Regions from separate parts of the Mus musculus genome. Here region 1 is linked to region 2. A link is a contact called in ENCODE Hi-C or POLR2A ChIA-PET data. All regions are on one chromosome and are shown on one strand. Each heading gives the region's core, a stretch centred on a gene start or an enhancer-like site at or near the end of the contact. The rest is flanking DNA. Distances are from core to core; before and after follow the strand shown.

Region 1 (7,193 bases), core at 1,321-3,820, 33 kb after region 2:
AAAAGAGTAGAGTTCTCACATATACCTTTGCTTTTAAATGTTTCTATTCTTTTGAAGTGAACGATTCACTTTTACATATTTTTTAAAAGGAGAGATTTTAACATTACTACAATAAGTTTAATTTATTCCAATAATGGGGGAATTATTAATGATGACTAATAATAATAATTGCTACTAATACAGGACAGAATAAAATGTGATCTTGAGGCAAGAACTAGAATAAAACAAGAACCAAGAATATGCAGAGCTCATCTTACTATGGTAGAAAATATCTGTTATGTTAGATTCTAGGTAGGGCTAGAGAGATGTCTAATTAGTCAAGACGACCTGGGTCTAGATTCCACCACCCAAGCTGAGCAGCTCGATCACCTGTAATTCCAGCTTAAGGGTTGAGAGATTATGCCCTCTTTTGTCCTCTCTGCAGAAGTACACACACACACACCCATGGGCAAGCATGCATGCACACACACACACACAAACATGGAGGGGAAAGCATGCATGCACACACACATATGTGTACACACACAAAGCAGAGAGTGAAAGAAACAGAAAAAGGAAAAGAGAGAGAAAATCAATTGATCTGTCAGTCAATCAATCAACTAACCACCAAGTCAAACACAATCTCCTATATTCTTCAAAAGGAAACAATTGGGTCAGTGTGCCCTTTTTCTGGCTTAACCACTTCTGATGATCAGATCTTTTCTGAACTACTAAAGCAACATCTCTAATATCAAGACACACGGCACAGAGGTCCAGCACACAGTTTTCTATTTATTATTATTATTATTATTATTATTATTTAATACATATTTTCCTCAATTACATTTTCAATGCTATCCCAAAAGTCCCCCATACCCTCTCCCCCCACTCCCCTGCCCACCCATTCCCATTTTTTTGGCCCTGGCATTCCCCTGTACTGGGGCATATAAAGTTTGCCTGTCCAGTGGGCCTCTCTTTCCAGTGATGGCCGACTAGGCCATCTTTTGATACATATGCAGCTAGAGTCAAGAGCTCCAGAGTACTGGTTAGTTCATAATGTTGCACCTACAGAGTTGCAGATCTCTTTAGCTCCTTGGATACTTTCTCTAGCTCCTCCTTTCGGGGCCCTGTGATCCATCCAATAGTTGACTGTGAGCATCCACTTCTGTGTTTGCTAGGCCCTGGCCTAGTCTCACAAGAGACAGCTATATCACGGTCCTTGCAACAAACGCTTGCTAGTGTATGCAATGGTGTCATCGTTTGGAGGCTGATTATGGGATGGATCCCTGGATATGGCAGTCTCTAGATGGTCCATCCTTTTGTCTCAGCTCCAAACGTTGTCTCTCTAACTCCTTCCATGGGTGTTTTATTTCCAATTCTAAGAAGGGGCAAAGTGTCCACACTTTGGTCTTCGTTCTTCTTCAGTTTCATGTGTGTTGCAAATTGTATCTTATATCTCAGGTATACTAAGTTTCTGGGCTAATATCCACTTATCAGTGAGTACATATTTCTATCCATTAGAGCAAAGAAGCAGAAGGATGCAGGCCCATCCTCCTTGGGCTTGTACATTAGCATTCCAAGTCCCACTAGACCAAAATCAGGCATTGTGCTCTGAACCACTGAAGGAAATGAGACCAATGAAAATTGTATCCTTTCTGTGGCTTTGCTACCTGAGGCTTCCAAAGTTTAGGCTTAAGGCAAACACAGTGGGTCTAGCAGGTATGTGCTTACCTCTTATGCCATTAACAATCTCAAGTTGCTAAGTGAAAGAAGGACCCAGAATTCCACAGCTGACTAGGTTCATGCCATGCTTAGCAAATGAGCAGTGAAAGCCACGCTTTAAGGAAATCATGAAGCTAAGCACCCAATCCATACCTAAGGATTGGTCCTCCATACCTCCTTCTACTCATGCATGACTTCATAACTCAAAGCAGAAGTCTTTCACTTAGTCACATATTTGTTCTCCCACCCAGGAAGCAGTGATGCACATGTTACCAATTCTATTCAGGGACTGGGTGTAAAGTAAATGATCACCACAGACCTCTAGGTGTGAAACAGCACAGCGAATCCCCCTGGTGTTTTGCTACTTGAATTCAATGTAGAATAAAATGAAAACATTGGTTTGATTAGACTCTGGCAAAACTCCAGAGCTAGTCACATGGACGTAGTCATTAAAAGCTGGATTGAAACCTGTGTACCACAAGGGAACTCAGAGAGGGAACTCACTATCACTTCTTTCAAAATATTTTAGAATAGTTTCTTTCGTGTGGCCCCAGAAACCTCTGCAGAGTGCACTAGAGACTGTGGAAAACACTCTTTTCCTCCCAGAGGGACTGTCAGGCTGGAGGAAATGCCTCGCCACCCTCTGACACCAGAGGCAGAGTCCAGAGCTTATCCAATGCTGTGGCCAGGACATAGAAGGTCTCAGTGGTAAGTTTCACTTTCCTCTTCTGGTTGATTTTAAGTCTGTTTCAGTTTCTACTTTCCTCTTCCCTTTCACAAACACTGAGTCCTTAGAAGCAGCAGAGCACCAGCTGATTCACCCCCCCCCCCACTGCCCCCTTATATAATCCTCTGAGTCTCCACTTAGAGTGGACTGAGATTTCTGAACTGCTCAGCCCACACCCAGCTTTTCCCAGCAGCACAGAAACAGATCACCATCATGAGGTCAGTGCAATCTCTGCTTCTCCAATTAAATGATAAACTGAGCTGATCACTGCACAGCAGAGTCTTAAGTTGTCTGCTTGCTTGTAGATTGAAATCACTTGCATGAGCATGGCTTTTTTTTATTGGACCTTTTTCATTATTTCTCTGTGTAAATGTGCAAGACACTGCAGTTTCTAAAACTGCTCACTGGATGCCCCTGGAGAATATTGATAGACACGGGTAGGTCCACTGAAGCACAAAGTTTGACTCAAAGCTAGCACTAGAGGAGTCACTCTTTCTGGGATTTTTTGGTGTTTTATTAAAAGTGATCAAGACAATAGAAAGTTGTGTGTGTGTGTGTGTGTGTGTGTGTGTGTGTGTGTGTGTGTGTGTGTCTATCTGTCTGTCTGTCTGTCTGTCTGTGTTTCCATGTGTGTGAGTTTGTTGTGTTTTTCTGTATGTGTGTCTGTATGTGTGTCTGTATGTGTGTGTCTCATTGTTTATGTGTATCTGTGTGTGTGTTTGCATGTGTGTTGCTATGTGTTTGTATGCGATGTATGTATGTGTCTCTATGTTTGTGTGTCTGTGTGTGTGCTTTTTCAAAGGAACCAATCCTTCGCCAGCAGCTAGTGTAAGAGTTGGAAACAGTACTGCAAGCTCAGTTCATGTTTGTGAAAACTATGACCACTTCATGATTGAGGTTTTAAGAAATAGTTCTCACAGATGAGCAGGGGTTTTATTTAAATTGGGTTTTTTTTTTTAATTTCTCATATGCCACAAAATCTCAAAGGTTAAAGTTTTTTTTCTAGTATCTAAGGCTGCAGGACAAGCAAAAACACATTTCCCCTTAAATTCAAACTCTGTTTAATTTGTAGCTATGAAAGCAGAACAATGGTTACCTAGAGATGGTAAGGGTAGAATATGAAGATACACACAGGAATCTCAGGGATGTCATACATAACCTATAAGGAGTGTGGGTGGGCACATGGGCATAAACAATTGCTGAGACCCAGTGTACACAAATCATTAAAATAAGTGCATTGTATTGTAAGTAAAGAGTAATCATAGTATTTCTGATGTTTTTAAAGAGATTTATTTATTTTGTATATATGCATACACTTTGGGTGTCTGCAGACAAACCAGAAGAGAGCATCAGATCCCATTACAGATGGTTGTGAGCCACCATGTGGTTGCTGGGAATTGAACTCAGGACCTCTGGAAGAGCAACAAGTGCTCTTAACTGTTGAGCCATATCTCCAGACAGTGAATTTTTTGTTAACTGAAACAATACCTGCCATTAGAGGAGACTCAGAGAGAACTAAGAGGAAGGGCTAATGTTTCTGACAAATATTTATCATGGAAGGATACAAGCCTTGTTGGCTGAGGGAAGGCTGATGTTATTAGCTACTGTGGAAGCTAAGAAAAAAGACAGTCTTCCCTACCCTCAACTCCACGGGTAACAAGGGTTAGCAAGGTTCAGGTTGGAATCACAGGGGATGACAATCATGCACCTCCAACTACATCAGCTTGCTCCTTCCCATAGAATGGGCCTCTGAGAAGATCAGTATTAGTTCTGAGTGTGGTTGACCAGAAAACTGACATGTGTAGAACATTAATGGCAAGCTGAACAAGAGACTTTGATGTGTTTTCTGTTTGGCTGAATATAGAGCTACCAATCAAAGCAGGTTCTAGCTGGACCCTCTAGATTATGCTGGCCAGGTGTCTATATCACTGCATTCTGTGATACCAGAGGTAGCTTGAGCTGTTCTTCCCCAGGAATGTTAGATATTGAAGAATGGGGTAAATAAAGGACCTGGGAAGGCACCTGGCCCCTTCTGGATAAGAACCTCCTGTAAAGTCTCATGAAAAGCTCTTGTTCTAGGTACAGCTTTGCCTGTTTTGGTCTTTTAGTGTCTAGACAGTAAATGTTCCTATGTCTAAATTTCCCATAACCCAGGTTAACCAAATTGTGCATTATGTCTGTCTCTCTGTGTTAGTTACATTGCTTAGGATGCTATTATAAGAGACCCGATGAAAGCAACTTAAGGAAGAAAATGTTAATTTATGTCAGCTTAGATGTTTGGGGGGACGATCACGCAGTGAATGCATGGTGGTAACAGCACATGCTGCTCTCACTGTGGTTAGTGAGGAAGCAGAGGCAGGAAAATACCGGCGCCCAGCTTGCTTTATTTTATTTATTTTTTTTAATTTAATCGTGGACCCTGGCTCAGGGTGATATGCCACCCACACTTTGGAAGACTTGTACTGTAAAGTTAAATGTTTTTGACAAACTTCCTAGACATACCCAAAGGTGTGTTTCTATGGTAATTATACATCCCATCAGATTGAGAGTGGAAATTAGCTGACACAGCATCTTTCTCCTTTATACTCAATCTGTGTAAGGGCAGAGGCAGGGAAGAGCTGAAGTCAGTCAAGGCCTTGAAGATGCATGGATCACTCCTCTTTCTCAACAGTCTGTCTCAGGAGAGCAGACACCTAGAAGACAACACCTAGAGTTCTAGCTCAGCTAAACAAATAATTTGTGGGTTGCTGTTTTGTAGTTATCTTCATGTCCTTCTGATTCCTCTTCAAGAGTGCTCAAGGATAATTCTGTAATCTAAAGCTCCACCTAGTGATTATGTCTCAGAAAACATGAAATTCCTTCCTTTCTTTTCTCTTTTCTGAGTCAGAGGCTCCTCATGTCACCTTGGCTGGCCTCAAATGTACACAGATCAGCTGACTTCTGCGCCACTCCACTCCTGAGTGCTGGGCTTGGGAACGTCCATGACCATGCTAAGTATTGAAATCTGTTTTATCAGAGGTGGGAAGCACAGTATCAGGGTCCTCTTCTTTCTGAGGTGCACCTGCCACCTTGTAAATTAGAACAGGGATAAAGAATGACAACCTCTGAAATTATACTATGTTTCTGTCCTGAATCATAAGCAGCTTTTGCAGATGATTAAAGTGCAAAATTGCAGGGAATTCAAGATTCTTGAATCAATAAATCTAAGGCAAGGCTAAGAAGGGTCATGGGTATAGAACCGGTTGAAAAGGACCACAGATTTGTTATATACATGCTGAAAAGGGAGTAATACTTACTTGTGGATGAAGTAGTCCCCAGCAAGGCTTCCATTCCTTCAGTGTAGGAAAAACCTCCTGCACTGGCTGTGTGAATCTGTTCATGGGAACTACCACAAATGTATGTCAGGTGGAAGAGAGGAAAGGGTGCAGACTTAAAGTGGAATGTTTAATTGGAGTTTCAGGTCTGAGAAATTGGCCATTAGAAAGGAGAGGCAGAAAATAAACATCTCCAAGAGTACATGGCTCACATTGTCATGACTCCGACACCCAAAAAAAGGTGGTTAATTTTTCAATGTCCTGAGGCTCCATCCAGTTACCATGCAAAATTAAACATCACAAGTTACACAAGATTTGTGGGTGCTCATCACAGTGACCATGTTTTTTTTTCCGCCACAGTGAGGTCAACCGGGAATCTCTGGAAGCGATCCTTCCACAGCTGAAGTGCCATTTCACCTGGAATTTATTCAGGGAAGGAAGTATGTCCAGTCATATGGAAGACAGGGTGTGCAACCAGGTCGAACATTTAAACTCTGAGGAGAAGGCAACAATGTATGACTTATTGGCCTACATAAAGCACCTAGATGGCGAAAGCAAGGCCGCCCTGGAGTGCTTAGGGCAAGCTGAAGATTTAAGGAAGTCAGAGCACAATGATCAATCAGAAATTCGTCGACTGGTCACCTGGGGAAACTACGCCTGGATCTACTATCACATGGGCCGTCTCTCAGAAGCTCAGGCTTACGTTGACAAGGTGAGACAAGTTTGCCAAAAGTTTGCGAATCCTTACAGCATGGAATGCCCAGAACTTGAATGTGAGGAAGGATGGACACGCCTAAAGTGTGGAAGAAATGAACGAGCAAAAATGTGCTTTGAAAAGGCTCTAGAAGAGAAGCCAAAGGACCCAGAGTGCTCCTCTGGGATGGCCATCGCCATGTTCCGCCTAGAAGAAAAACCTGAGAAGCAGTTCTCCGTGGATGCTCTGAAGCAGGCCATGGAGTTGAATCCTCAGAACCAGTACCTGAAAGTTCTCCTGGCCCTGAAACTGCTGAGGATGGGAGAAGAAGCTGAAGGGGAGCGATTGATTAAAGATGCTTTGGGGAAAGCTCCTAATCAAACGGATGTCCTCCAAAAGGCAGCTCAGTTTTACAAGAAAAAGGGTAACCTAGACAGAGCTATTGAGTTACTTGGAAAAGCACTGCGATCCACAGTGAACAACAGTCCTCTCTACTCTTTGGTCATGTGCCGTTACAGGGAAATACTGGAGCAGCTACAGAATAAAGGAGATGCTGACAGCAGTGAGAGAAGACAGAGGATGGCAGAACTGAGACGATTAACGATGGAGTTCATGCAGAAGACTCTTCAGAGGAGGCGAAGTCCTTTGAACTCCTACTCAGATCTCATCGATTTCCCGGAAGTAGAGAGATGCTATCAGATGGTCATCAGTAAGGAGAGCCCCGATGTTGAGGAAGAAGACCTCTATGAGCGCTATT
Region 2 (7,192 bases), core at 752-3,251:
TTTTTGCTTTTTTTGTTTTGTTTTGTTTTTGTTTTTGTTTGTTTGTTTGCTTTTGTTTTTCGAGACAGGGTTTCTCTGTGTAGCCCTGGCTGTCCTGGCACTCACTTTGTAGACCAGGCTGGCCTCGAACTCAGAAATCTGCCTTCCTCTGCCTCCCGAGTGCTGGGATTAAAGGCGTGTGCCACCAAGCCCGGCTGGGAAAAGCTTTTTAAGAACCCTTGACAAGAAGCTGAATCTCTCCCCACAGTACGGTGATTACATTCCTCTCTTAAAACCATAAAGAATGGCTTGGGGGTCAGAGTGGGACAATAAATACAATTGTACTTATAAGACGAGCAGCATTGTGTTTGCCTGCCAGGAAAGGGGTCCTGTAGAAATATCCTACAAAGAAATGACGGTCCTGGTCCTTCGAGTCAACGCTGCGCTCTTTGAGAAGGTTCTCCAAAGCCCGCACAAATTTCATACCAACAGGAGGAATCCCTTCTGTTCAAATTGATTGATGATCTCTCCCACAAGCTCCCGCTGGAGCCCACCAGGCCTGATGGTAATGAAGGTACACTCACCGTTGGTCATGTGTGCTGTGGTCTGGGAGGGACTGAATGTTGTGAAGACAGTCTCGGTGATGCTAACAGAGACCAACCCCACTCACTCTAAGCCTGTGACCATCCGAGGAGACTTTTGCATCCAAGTTGGTAAGAATGGTTCTGTAGAGAGCCCAGCTTGTGGTTTCAGCCCAAGGAGCTGGTGGACTTCAAGAGTTGTGCACAGGACTGGATCTATGAGTGACAGGAAGGCCCCTGCTTTGCCACCTTCTGACCCCTGTTCCCACAGGCAGGGGACCAGCAACTCTAGATATTTCTGGATCTTCCTTTGGCCTTTAGGGATCCTCTGGGAGCTGTGACTCCCTGTGTAGTGTTAAGTACCACTATTAGATTAAAATGTCTCATCGCCTGTGAAGAGAAGGAGGAGGAGAGGGAGGGGGAGGGGGAGGGGGAGGGGGGGGGACTCAATTTAGAAGAGAAACTAAATTGACAAGACCGAAGTGTTTAACCACCAGGCAACAGGGAGGGGTATGATGGATCCTTAGAATGACAGTTCACTGCTAAAACTCTTCCTTTCCCCATCCCCTATCTCCTTTCAGTCCTAGGGACAGAAGCCAGTGTCATGGGCAAGAGCTCTGTCACTGAGCTACATCCTAGCCTTGGAACCTCACTTTCTTTTAAAGGACTTTGAATGTCATTATCTTTCATTCTATCCATCTATCTGGATCTATATCTATCTATCTATCTATCTATCTATCATCCATCCATCCATTTATCAAGGGTGCCACACGGAGGTCAGAGGACCACTTGCAGGAGTCGATTTTTACTTTCCCTGGGATTAAAATCCCATCCCAGCTCAGATCCTAGGGCTTAAAGTCAAGTGATATAAGCCCCTGAAGTCATCTCCCCTAAGCCAGTTGAGTCTCAATTTCAATTTAAATCCAGGAATTCAATTCAGGATCATGTCCCTCACTAAGATGGACTATTAGGAAACTGGAAATGAGTGAACCATCCTCTAAGAATCAACTAGGTATTATCTCTGCTGTCCAGAATATTACAGTCTGCGAATTAATCCGCTTCAGTTAGCAACATCAGTAAACATTAAAAATAGGAAAGGACAGAAAAGGATCCTGTCTGGTCTTGCATTGTGCAAGGAGAATTCTATGCTAGAGCTGGGCTGGAGCACCAAGACCCAGAGGCTGGAAAATTCATGGGAGCTTCCTGGAAGAATGGATAAAACCGTCTCTCTCCCAATTCCGGAAGTATTTCTGCTGCAAACTCTCAAATTTAGCATCTAGGGATAATAAAGCTAAAAGCGGCGGAGAAGGGCACCCTCTGGCGACAATAGCAGGACACAGTGGGAGGAAGCAGCGCTAAGATGGAGTACCACCCCAAAACAAAGCTCCCTGGGAGCTGTAGTCGAGCCAGGTTGCCTGGGTGAGTGCAGTTTCCCGCCCTTAGTGATGTGGGGACCCAGCGAGATGGAGCTCACTTTAGGAAACAGCGGGGAGTCCCCCAAAGGACTAAGGTATTCCAGCCACACCCGACTAACGCTGCAAATATGTAGGAAAGAGAGTGAAGCAAGATATTTTTAATGAGTAGCCCTGTCTAGTAGTAGATCCCTCAAAGCACCAAGTGTGGGTAGGGGTTACATCCGGCACCCGGCAGTCAGGAGTCATTGGCCACGCACCCTTCGCCAGCGTCCATTCTGCCGAAAAGCAAGTTCTGGCCTTCTGCAGTTAATGCTTTTTTACCCATCAGCAAGATGCACCAAGATGAGACTTAGAGGTAGGTGGTCGTCGCTCTTAAATGTGGGTGGACGCAACTTTTGTTTTCCTGGGCTGTCCACTAGGGGCGCGTGGTGGACTCTGGGTCCTAAGCTATATATCTAGTCACTCTTTTATCCAGAACCCACCCTCAGCTCACTCAAAGGCTTTCAAAAACAGCTTTTTTTTTTTTTTACTTCCGGTTGTTTATTTGAGAAGGAATGCACCAGAAATTACAGAAACCTTTTTAATGTCCCACAACCTCTCAACTCTGTAAGTCTATTAACATGTTATTGTGTAATGGTCTCTCCCCCTCCCCAACCTCCCTGTGTTCCTCAGGTTTGGTGTTTTAAAATGACAGCTGATGTAGGAATTCCTCTCTGTGGAGATAGAGTGGACACAATGAATTTCTTTCTTCCCCCCCCTCCCCCTCCCTCGCCCTCTCCCTGCCCCCCTTCTCTCTCTCTCTCTCTCTCTCTCTCTCTCTCTCTCTCTCTCTTCTTTCTTTCTTTCTTTCTTTCTTTCTTTCTTTCTTTCTTCCTTCCTTCCTTCCTTCCTTCCTTCCTTCCTTCCTTCTTTCTTTCTTTCTTTCTTTCTTTCTTTCTTTCTTTCTTTCTTTCTTCTTTCTAAAATATTTTCTGGATTTAAATGTTGGTAAAGGAAGAAGAGAGGTAAACGTTAGAAGTAGGGACTGGGAATCTCAAATTAGGGTGCAGTTCAGAGATGAAGAAGGCACAATGAGGTATTTGTGTCCTCATGAGGAAAGTATTTGGGAGTGCTGAAAGCAAGCAGTGTAAATAGCATCAGGACAGCAACTGCTCAGGAGGCCATGCGCCTGAATCACACTTATACTTCAGTAAAATGTTAACAAAGACTCCGAGACAACAGAAGGAAAAATTAGAACACGTTGGCACCCTGAGAAGTGTGCTATTCAAAAGAGTAAGGCAGTGGCTGAAAAGACCATGCAGGAGGAGATAGGACCATCAAGATACTCTGAGCATGAAAAATACACAGGGTCATAGAACAAGGGTTAACAAACTGCCACCCGGAGGCCAGCTTGCTATTTGCTTCTATAAATGAAGTTTTATTGGATCAGGTGCTCTCTTACGCTGCAACAGCAGACTGGACTAGTTGCTCACAAAGCCAGAGAAAATATTTATTATTTGGCCCTTAACAGGGTCCAGAACATCATGATGGCCATGGTTCAAATTCCTGGGATGCTTGAAACATGAGGGCTAGTAACTACTCGTGACTGCTAAAGCAGGGACACACATGGTTGTTTGCTTTGCCGCTGTTTAAAAGAGTTCAGTAGTTTTCCTTTGAGATGTACTTTAATTTAACAATGAAAACGGTTCTAAAGTAAAGGGCTGTCTCTGGTCTTGCATTCTTCTAGAAGAATATCTGTATACTTGCTGCTGTCAGTTGCTTGTGCTAGAGAACATGGTAAACTCAGTTTTTAATGCTCAGAAGAAAATGATAAATATATGAGGATATCACCATTGTCAATCATCTGGGGATAGCTAGAGGAGACAAATGACCTTGATGGAGAGGTGCAATGACAGACTTTGTCTATGGCACTCGAGGGAACTTTGTGTGCTTCTACAAAGGGAGATGTTTACATCTCTACCCTGCTCAATTCTGAAAAAGGAACACACCAATCAAAGACAGCCTTCTGTACCTGATGTCTGAAAAGCGCAAGATGCATTTTTATAGTATCATGATTCTGATATGAAGGGTATTTATTTACTTGTTTTGAAAAATGCTTTTGACTGATGTCTGTCCCTTAAGATTTTCAATCTTGTTCCATGGGTTTAACAAGTAATCCTGCTTACTGATAACTGAAATCGGGTAAAGAGATTTTTGAGTCTTGACAAGGAACAAAAAGATGGGCAGCAGGCTCAGATGAGAGAGAGAGAGAGAGAGAGAGAGAGAGAGAGAGAGAGAGAGAGAGAGAGATGGGCACTGCTAAGATGCAGTTTCATGGCGTTTTCTCTCTGAGATCACTCATAGATGCAGAAGGATTTGATTTGTTGACAGCTGCTGCTATTATTAGAGGACAATGTTGGCGTTATTTCTTTGGCCATCCTTCCAGAAATAAAGTATGTATTGTATTACTCAACATCCGTTTCACATTCGAAAGGCATTCTGTGTTGGAAGGCACTTGCAAGGCTCACAGGGCAGTGCCTGGGTTAGAACAGAAGCACAGCTGGGGCACATGTGTCAATCTGGCTAATCTCAGTGCTTCCCCGGAATGCCCTTCGATTTGCAGTGTGAAAAAGAAGTAGCCATTTTTACCTTTACGCTAGGAAGCAGGGAGCAAGCATTTCTGTAGTTTCTAGCACATTGTGTTCCTCTCCCTGCTCCCCTCCCTGATGCAGCAGACCTGTAACTGCCTCTCATTCCTCTGGGTCCTTTAACATCTCCACACTCTGGTCCAGGTATGTGCTTAGCTCCATGATGAAGGTTCAGCTTTGCAGGAGATGTTGGGGGCCGTAGGAGCTGCCCTGGGTTCTAGTCTAGAGACATACCAGGCTGTCCTTACTCTCCCCATTTTGTCAGCCTTACTGCCTACCCTGTGGACTTAAAACGTCTGATAATCTAAGCAATGAAACAAGAGCCTTGCAGAAACTGCCTAGGCAGCTCCTACAAGCACATGAGACAAAATTCCTTTAAGTTTCTGTTTCTCTTTCCACACTATCACATAGCAGTAATAAAGAAGTCTGGGAATTAGAAAGCTAACAATCCACTTTCATTTCTGCTGATCTGGCTGTCACATTGTGGGAGTTATTCCTGTAACGCTAGACTCCTTTAAAGTATAGATGTTTTCCCAAATGTTCATCTTACTTGCTCTCTCAGCTCCAGGGCTACCGGTTGACTTGATTTTATGCCTAGGTATGTCAGATGCTTCAAATAAAGGCTGTCTGCAGTGTGCAGAGATTTCATTGTGACTACAGGAAACAGTGATGGCACTACAGGTCAGAGCATGAGCTCTTGACTCCACCCTGTTCATTTGTACAGTATGTTGAGCTGAAGTGGCTTTGGCTATAAAGAATTTTATAAACATGTTGGTTCTGGGCAGATTGAAATTACCCCATACTTGTAAGGTAGAAAAGGTACTTCTGGTACATCTTTTTAAAATTATTATTTTCTGTGTACAAGTTTTTTATCTTAATGTATGTCTATGCATTGTGTGCACACCTAATGCCCTCAGGGGCCAGAGAAGGGTGCCAGATCCCCTGGGACTGGAGCTATAGACAATTGTGAGCTGCCATGAGGGCAGTAGGAATTGAACCTAGATCCTCTGGAAGAGCAGCCAGTGGTTTTCATTGTGAAGCCATTGCTCCAGGCCCTTTAGGTACATTAAGAGGGTAGTTATTGTTGGAATTGTGTAAGTTTGGTCAGCATTTGTACCACTCTGGAACAGTGCATTGTTAAATGGTGGGGCTTTTTTTTTTTTTTTTTTTTTTGGCTTCTCTGGTTGTAAGTTGACAGTGTAGTTCTGAACCAAGAGCTTTACAGACGACAATGTCAGGTCAAAGGTTGGACACACCTGTAGACACTTGCTCAGCTCACTTAGTGCTAATTCTAGAGCCATGGGTGAAGCAAATGACACCGTCTTATGCAAGCAAGCCCTCTATCCTGTTGGAGTCTCTTGGCGGACATCTAAAGAAAAGATAACAACCACATACATCAGAGATTAAATACAGTAGATGTAAGACACGAGATAGTTCTTGGCTCAGAGTTAGGGAGTAGCTTTTAAAAGGTTGCAAATAGTTCAAAAGAGGTAAAGGAGCTGCAACTCAGGGACGCTGAGTCAGACAGCCCTAGGTAATATCGCTCACAGCAAATACACGGAAGGCTTTGGGTTTTTCTGTTTATGGGGGATTTGTTTTGAGGATAATCTATTGCCTGGAATTCCCCCAACTTATTCTCACTGGTTAGTATTCTCTCCCCCCACCCCCCAAAAAAGGTGGTGCGGAGTGAATGGTGAGAGGATTTATTTTGGCTTATGGTTGTACAGACTCCAGTCCACTGTTGCCTGGTACCACTGCATTTAAACTTGTGGCAAGGCAGGAATATCCCAATGGAAGGATGTGACAGGGGGAAACTGCTCACCTGTGGCTACCAGGAAGTAAGGAAAAGGAAGAGAAGGGTCTGAGAAGAACATCCATCTCCAGTGGCCCATTTCCTTTAAGAATGGTTCTAGTTTCCACCAATTGGCAGAAACTCTATGAAGTTATGAGTCCATCAATTGGTTAATCTATTACATAGGTCAGAGCCTTCATGTTCCAATGACCTTTTTGTTAGGTTTGAAGAAAATTCCCAAGCACTCCAAAAGGCAGGCCCACCTGACTATGTCTATGATGACATCCTGGGCTCAGCTGGGACTAGACAGGTAGACAGGGAGACAGAAGGACTGCTGGTGGATTACTCCCATGGAGCTGTGAGGAGTTTTCTTTCTGCCAGAAAGGTCCACTTCCCTATCATCCCTTACTTCTGGATGATGAGGCATCTGGTTCCCATGGACACACCTGTGGTGGACACCAAAACCACAGGGCTCTTCTAGCCTCTCCCCAGCCACCTAAATTTCCTGGTCGTTGCAGTTCAAGGCTCTCCCCAAACTCCCAGCCCCAACCTGTTTCTCTTAAGAACCAATGAGGGTTCCCCCTCCCCACCCCCACCCCTGTACACCTGATTCTCTCTGCTATCCCAACCCCATCTCCTCTAGATAGCCTTGGGAGTTTGAATACAATTACTTTTCACTGGAGCTATTCAGTTACACTTTTAAGGACCAGCTTCACAGCTGGCAATACTGGGTGGAGGTTTTGGAGAACAAGCCATGTATATGCCACAACAATGAGTTATGATGGGATTACTGGCTGG

Evidence for each region. A loop is a pair of places that touch in the nucleus more often than their neighbours do. ChIA-PET counts read pairs that join two places held with the same protein, here RNA polymerase II (POLR2A).
Region 1: a loop to region 2 is called in a map of heart, with 4 times the contacts of the local background. The contact joins the promoter of Ifit3 here to the promoter of Ifit2 in region 2. A Hi-C loop is called at or near these places in 5 of 37 maps with a recorded cell type or tissue (gastrocnemius, heart and v-Abl transformed pro-B cells). POLR2A ChIA-PET finds 5 or more read pairs at or near these places in 1 of 5 experiments (Patski).

The regions. Positions count from the first base shown.
Region 1 is chr19:34,580,959-34,588,151 of GRCm38, forward strand. It overlaps Ifit3 (interferon-induced protein with tetratricopeptide repeats 3), which reads left to right and starts at 2,571. Exons shown (of 2, transcript NM_010501.2): 1 at 2,571-2,646; 2 at 6,103-7,193. The coding sequence starts at 2,642.
Region 2 is chr19:34,548,693-34,555,884 of GRCm38, forward strand. It overlaps Ifit2 (interferon-induced protein with tetratricopeptide repeats 2), which reads left to right and starts at 2,002. Exons shown (of 3, transcript NM_008332.3): 1 at 2,002-2,330.